Linked DNA regions of Homo sapiens: region 2 is linked to region 1. The links are chromatin loops, found by intact Hi-C in ENCODE. Cell type or tissue: ascending aorta. All regions are shown on one strand. Each heading gives the region's core, and the rest is flanking DNA. Links, peaks and the distances in the headings are about the cores only.

The links. Hi-C counts contacts between places; a loop is a spot of excess contacts. Peaks named below come from ENCODE experiments on the same cell type or tissue, not always from the same donor. Only the 100,000 strongest peaks of a DNase experiment are listed, where the experiment ranks them.
Region 2: a loop joins it to region 1, with 3 times the contacts of the local background. A loop is called at or near these places in 66 of 110 quality-filtered maps.

The regions. Positions count from the first base shown.
Region 1 is chr19:49,807,823-49,810,725 of GRCh38, reverse strand. It overlaps FUZ (fuzzy planar cell polarity protein), which reads left to right. Exons shown (of 11, transcript NM_025129.5): 6 at 1,151-1,348; 7 at 1,468-1,563; 8 at 1,903-2,009; 9 at 2,088-2,152; 10 at 2,238-2,312. LOC105372435 (a long non-coding RNA gene) reads right to left here and starts at 1,806. Exons shown (of 2, transcript NR_187900.1): 1 at 1,700-1,806; 2 at 900-1,413. RefSeq lists a silencer at 1,230-1,399 and an enhancer at 1,580-1,679. In ascending aorta, for the core only: a CTCF peak has its summit at 1,241 (motif pointing right); DNase peaks (open chromatin) are centred at 1,265, 1,825 and 2,335; H3K4me3 peaks cover 1,860 bases; H3K27ac peaks cover 2,214 bases.
Region 2 is chr19:49,749,640-49,752,542 of GRCh38, reverse strand. All of the region lies in intron 2 of TSKS (testis specific serine kinase substrate), which reads left to right. LOC105372434 (a long non-coding RNA gene) reads right to left here. Exons shown (of 3, transcript XR_936019.3): 2 at 2,376-2,481. Among named protein-coding and RNA genes, the nearest start is that of TSKS, 12 kb to the left of the region's middle. In ascending aorta, for the core only: a CTCF peak has its summit at 1,316; no DNase peak of the experiment used is centred there.

The DNA.
Region 1 (2,903 bases), core at 164-2,663:
GGCACTGTGCCACCACATTCAGCTATTTTTTTTTTTTTTTTTTTTTTGAGACAGAGTCTTACACTGTCACAGGGGCTGGAGTGCAATGGCGCAATCTTGGCTCACTGCAACCTCTGCCTCCTGGGTTCAAACGATTCCCCTGCCTCAACCTCCCGAGTAGCTAGGATTATAAGCGCTGGTCACCACGCCTGGCCCAGCTAATTTTTTGTATTTTTAGTAGAGACAGGGTTTCACTATGTTGGCCAGGCTGGTCTTGAACGCCTGACCTCGTGATCCACCCGCCTCAGCCTCCCAAAGTGCTGGGATTACAGGCATGAGCCACCGCGCCCGGCTGACATTCAGCTATTTTTTTTTTTAAGAGATGGACTAGGGTTGGGGATGGGTTTCCATTAAGTTGCCCGGGCTGGTCTCGAACTCCTGGGCTCAAGCAGTCCTCCCGCCTCAGCCTCCCATAGTGCTGGGATGACAGGTGTGAGCCATCACACCCGGCCACCAGAAGAACCCTACTATATCCAGAGCTGGCTCTGCCCCTTTCCTGCTCACAGCCCTCCGGCAGCCTCCACCTCCCCCAGGACAAGGTCCCAGCTCCTCAGCCTGGTGTTTGAAGGCCTGTGGCACCTGGCACCCCCTAACCTGTTGCTAAATCCACAGTCTACTTCCACCCAGCTACCTCACAGTCCTGAGATCCCAACAAGTTTCCAACCTCAGTGCATGTTCTTCCTCCTGCCTCTCAGATCTCTAGCTACCTCTACTTAAATACTGCTCTTGTGGACTTGCCTGGTGTGGCGGCCTCCCAGGCATGTGACTCTCAGCAGGTGACTTGGCTTCTCTACGTTGCTAATGGTGCCTACTCGGCATGTAACAGGCCTGGATGAACGGTAGCTGCTGCGGTTACATTATTAGCTTCAGTTTGCCCGCCCAGGCTAGATGTTTAATCAGATTTCACAGACTTCACAGTGTGAGTTGGGGATGTGACTTCGTATGAAAGTGAAGGAACTCAGGCTCAGAGAGGGTGAGACGTAGGAGCATGGCCACTGCGCGAGCTCGGGGCTGGCTGTGGGTTTCTCCCCATTCCCTGCCCATCTGGGAAGTCGCTGCCACCCCCTACGCTTGTCTGCTGACTCCCAGTCCTCCTGCCTCCCGTACCCAGGAAGCCCTCTCCGGGTTCGCTGAGGCCGCGGGCACGACCTTCGTCAGTCTGGTGGTGTCCGGCCGGGTGGTGGCAGCAACAGAGGGTTGGTGGCGGCTGGGGACGCCCGAGGCCGTGCTGCTCCCCTGGCTGGTGGGGTCCCTGCCGCCGCAGACCGCTCGCGACTACCCGGTGTACCTGCCGCACGGGAGCCCCACGGTGAGTGGGTGGCGGGCACCGACGGAGGGATGTGACCTGGGGGCCGAGTCGCGAGGAGGCGGGATCTGCGATGGAAAGGGGCCGGGCCGCGATGAGCCCCAGCCTGTGCCCTGCTTCAGGTCCCACACCGGCTCCTGACCCTGACTCTGCTGCCGAGCCTGGAGCTGTGTCTACTCTGCGGGCCGAGCCCACCCCTCAGCCAGTTGTATCCACAGGTGAACCCGCGCCACGTCCCGCTTTCGCTCTTAGGACACCCGCTACCAGGAGGGCCCTTCCCCACCACCCTGCCCTGCCAGCGGCATCTTTCCCCAGCCCCGCCTCTTCTGGACTGCGCTCCAGTCATTCACCTACCCGCCAAGATCGGCCGCTCCCGCCTCTGCCTCTATTCTTCCAGGCCTCGCCCCTTCCCCAGTCCCTTCTGCCCTCCGCCCTCCACTCTTCTTGCAGGCCCCGCCCCTCCCGATTGACCACGCCCCTATCCTTGTACACCCCCCGACCTCCCCCGCCGGCCCCGCCTTCCCATGACGACCTCACAATGACCACGCCCCCTGCAGCTTCTGGAGCGCTGGTGGCAGCCACTGCTGGACCCGTTGCGGGCCTGTCTGCCGTTGGGACCCCGGGCGCTGCCCAGTGGCTTCCCCCTTCACACAGACATCCTCGGGTAGGGCTCGGATGGAGGGAGTGGGTCGGGGGTCATGTCCTCTTCCCCAGCCATGACATTCCCTTCCCTTTCCCACAGGCTGCTGCTCCTCCACCTGGAACTGAAGCGCTGCCTCTTCACCGTGGAGCCCTTGGGGGATAAAGGTGACTGAGGACAGGGGCAGGGGCAGGGGTAGGAGGGGCGTGGGCCGGGGAGGCGCTCTGCATCACCGCCTTTTCCTCCCAGCAGAGCCTTCACCAGAACAGCGCCGGCGCCTCCTCCGAAACTTCTATACCCTGGTCACCTCCACGCACTTCCCACCAGGTCAGCGGAAGGCACAGTGCTCCCACTGCGCAGGCGGGGACACTGAGTCCCAGGTCGCACAAAATGGGAGTAGGAGGTGGGGTTGGAGGATCCGGAGGAACCCAGTATGCACTGGGCCATAGGGCAGTGGTTTTCCTTGAGATCTGAGCATTGATGCAGATGGGAAGGGAGGGGAAGGGAGGTCCCCGCCTGGCTTCAGAATCTCCTGGATCATAGTCAACAATAGTTAACACTGAGACCTCACCTCTTCCCAGTGCCTTTACACGTAATGAAAGAATGAAATCACTTCATCCTCACAGGTGAGGACTATCCCATTACCTCATCATTCCCATATTACAGATGAGGAAACTGAGGCTCAGCTCATGAGTGGCAGAGCCATATTTGAACACAGGGGATCTTGCTCCCATATCCACACAGTCCAGCGCTCTGCACAACTGCCAAAAGCACAGGCTTTGCTGATAGGCTGAGGGTATGGAGGAGGATTTCACAAGATTCTGGGTTAGAACGGAAAAATTGTCGTAGAACCCTTAAGGGCCCAGAAAGACAAAGAAAGGGACCTGGGATGGCGCTGTGACCCCAGTGAAGCCCGGA
Region 2 (2,903 bases), core at 84-2,583, 58 kb after region 1:
TAACTGGCTTATGGTTCACAGGCTATCTGATAAACATGGTGCCAACATCTGCTCAGCTTTTGGTGAGGGCCTCATAGCAAAAGGTGATGGAGCCAGCATATCACCTGGCAAGAGCAGGAGCAAGGAGATGCCACACAAGTTTTTTTTTTTTTTTTTTTTGAGATGGAGTTTTGCTCTGTTGCCCAGGCTGGAGAGCAGTGGCATGATCTCGGTTCACTGCGACCTCCACCTCCCGGGTTCAAGCGATTCTCCTGCCTCAGCCTCCCAAGTAGCTGGGACTACAGGCATGCATCACTATTCCTGGCGAATTTTTGTATTTTCAGTAGAGTCGGGCTTTCGCCATGTTGGCCAGGCTAGTCTTGAATTCCTGACCTCAGGTGATCTGCCCACCTTGGCCTCCCAGAGTGCTGGGATTACAGGTGTGAACCACCACGCTCAGCCTGGGAGTTACATTTTTTTGTTGTTGTTTTTGAGACAGGATCTCAGTGTCATCCAGACTGGAGTGCAGTGGCGCAATCTCGGCTCACTGCAACATCCACCTCCCAGGTTCAAGCGATTCTTCAACCTCAGCCTCCTGAGGAGCTGGGACTACAGGTGCACACCACCACACCTGGCTACTTTTTTTTTTTTTTTTTTTTTTTTTGTAGAGTTGGGGTCTCACCATGTTGTCCAGGCTGCTCTCAAACTCCTGAGCTCAAGTGAACCTCCTGCCTCAGCCTCCCAAAGTGCTGGGATTACAGGTGTGAGCCACTGTGCCTGGCAAGGGATGACATTTTAACATGAGATTTGGAGAGGACAAACATCCAAATCTTTCCTTCAACTATCAGAGATGCTTTCACGGCTTTGCCAGTTCTGAAAAGGAAAGACAAATATTCTGTGTGGGGTCTTCCCAGGCATCACTTAACAATCATAGAATGACTCTTCTTTGGGTTATGAGGCTTTGAATGAGTTCTAGCTTCATTCTGCTTCCTCCCTGTGGGAAATGTGGGCTGTTATTTTCCAGGGTTCCTGCTGAGCTAGGGAGTGGGAGATAGGACTAGGATAAGTTAAAATTCCTCAAGTCTTGCCGTTTTTTATCGAGAGTCACTTTTCTTGAATAAATGCTCTTTGAGTTGCTGCAAGCCTTTGGTTAATTTCCAGAATTGTGAACAAACTGCTTCTTATGGTTTTTGTTAGTTTTTTCATTGTTTTTATGGAGGGGTGGAATTTTTGAATTCCTTTTTTTTTTTTTTTTTTTTTTTGAGATGGAATCTCGTTGTCGCCCAGGCTGGAGTGCAATGGCGCCATCTAGGCTCTCTGCAACCTCCGCCTCCTGGATTCAAGCGATTCTCCTGTGTCAGCCTCCCAAGTAGCTGGGATTACAACTGCCTGCCACCACGCCTGGCTAATTTTTGTATTTTTAGTAGAGACGGGGCTCCACCACGTTGGTCAGGCTGGTCTCGAACTCCTGACCTCAAGTGATCCACCCACCTCGGCCTCCCAAAGTGCTGGGATTACAGGTGTGAGCCACTGTGCCCGGCCTGAATTATTTAATCCACCATTTTGCTGTTGTTAACTGGATACAATATTTCTTATTCCACTTCTTCCCCAGAGCAATCATGCAAGAAATGTGTTGCTGCCTCCATCTCACAAGGGAGGAAACTTATTCTGTCTATCTTTTGTGTATTAGTTCAGCAACCATGAGAGAAACCAAGAGAACTGCTTTTTTGCACATAAAATGCTTGATAAGCTTAGTAGCTCTGCTCTTCAAATGCAGCAGGTTACAGGTGTCTACGTTCTGGTTGCTCAGCCATTTCTAGACAGTTGCTCTCGCCACTGCCTTCCAGCCATTAAGCAGGGGGAACAGGGGAAGAGATCATGCCTGTCTTTTCCACACATCGACCAGTGCCCACTTCCCTTCCATCGGCTGGAACTGGTCATAAACAGCTGGCAGAGGGCTCTCTGGGTCTCTTTTCCTTCAGGTGTGAAATAAGAATGTCAATGATAGGCCGGGCACGGTGGCTTACGCCTGTAATCCCAGCACTTTGGGAGGCCGAGGTGGGTGAATCACGAGGTCAGGAGATCAAGACCATCCTGGCCAACATGGTGAAACCCTGTCTCTACTAAAATACAAAAAATTAGCCTGGTGTGGTGGTGCACGCCCGTAGTCCCAGCTATTCGGGAGGCTGAAGCAGGAGAATGGCTTGAACCTGGGAGTGAGAGGTTGCAGTGAGCCGAGATCATGCCACTGCACTCCAGCCTGACAAAAGAGCAAGACTCTGTCAAAAAAAAAAAAAAAAAGAATGTCAATGATATTGAAGTTATACATTTGACTACTGTAACAAAAAAACACAAAATAACACAGCTTGAATAACACAGAAGATGTAATGTCTCACCCTGAAAGTCTTCACAGGTGGTTGGAATGGAGTATGGTGGCTCCATGTCAAGGATTCAGGCTTCTTCTGTTTCATTGTGTCCTCTATCTGCTGGTCCAAGACAGCCCTCAATTGTGCATTCCAGTGAAATGAGAGAAAAAGGGAAAGTTCTCACTCTTTTCCTATAAGGGATGACTCAGAAATTGACTATAATTCTGCACAGTCTAAGTAATGATGTAGGCTAAAAAAAAAAATAAATAAAAGAGAGAGAAAAAAGGAGGCTGGGCACAGTGGCTCATGCTTGTAAGACCAACACTTACAGGCAGACACAAAAGGATCACTTGAGCCCAGGAGTTTGAGGCCAGCTTGGGTAACGTAGTGAGAACCCATCTATACCAAACATCTTAAAATTTTGCTGGGCATGGTAGCAAGCACCTATACTCTTAGCAACTTGGGAGGCTGAGGCAAGAGGATCATTTCAGCCCAGGAGCTGGTGAGCTATGATAGTACCGCTCCACACCAGCCAGGGTAATAATGAGAGACCCCCCA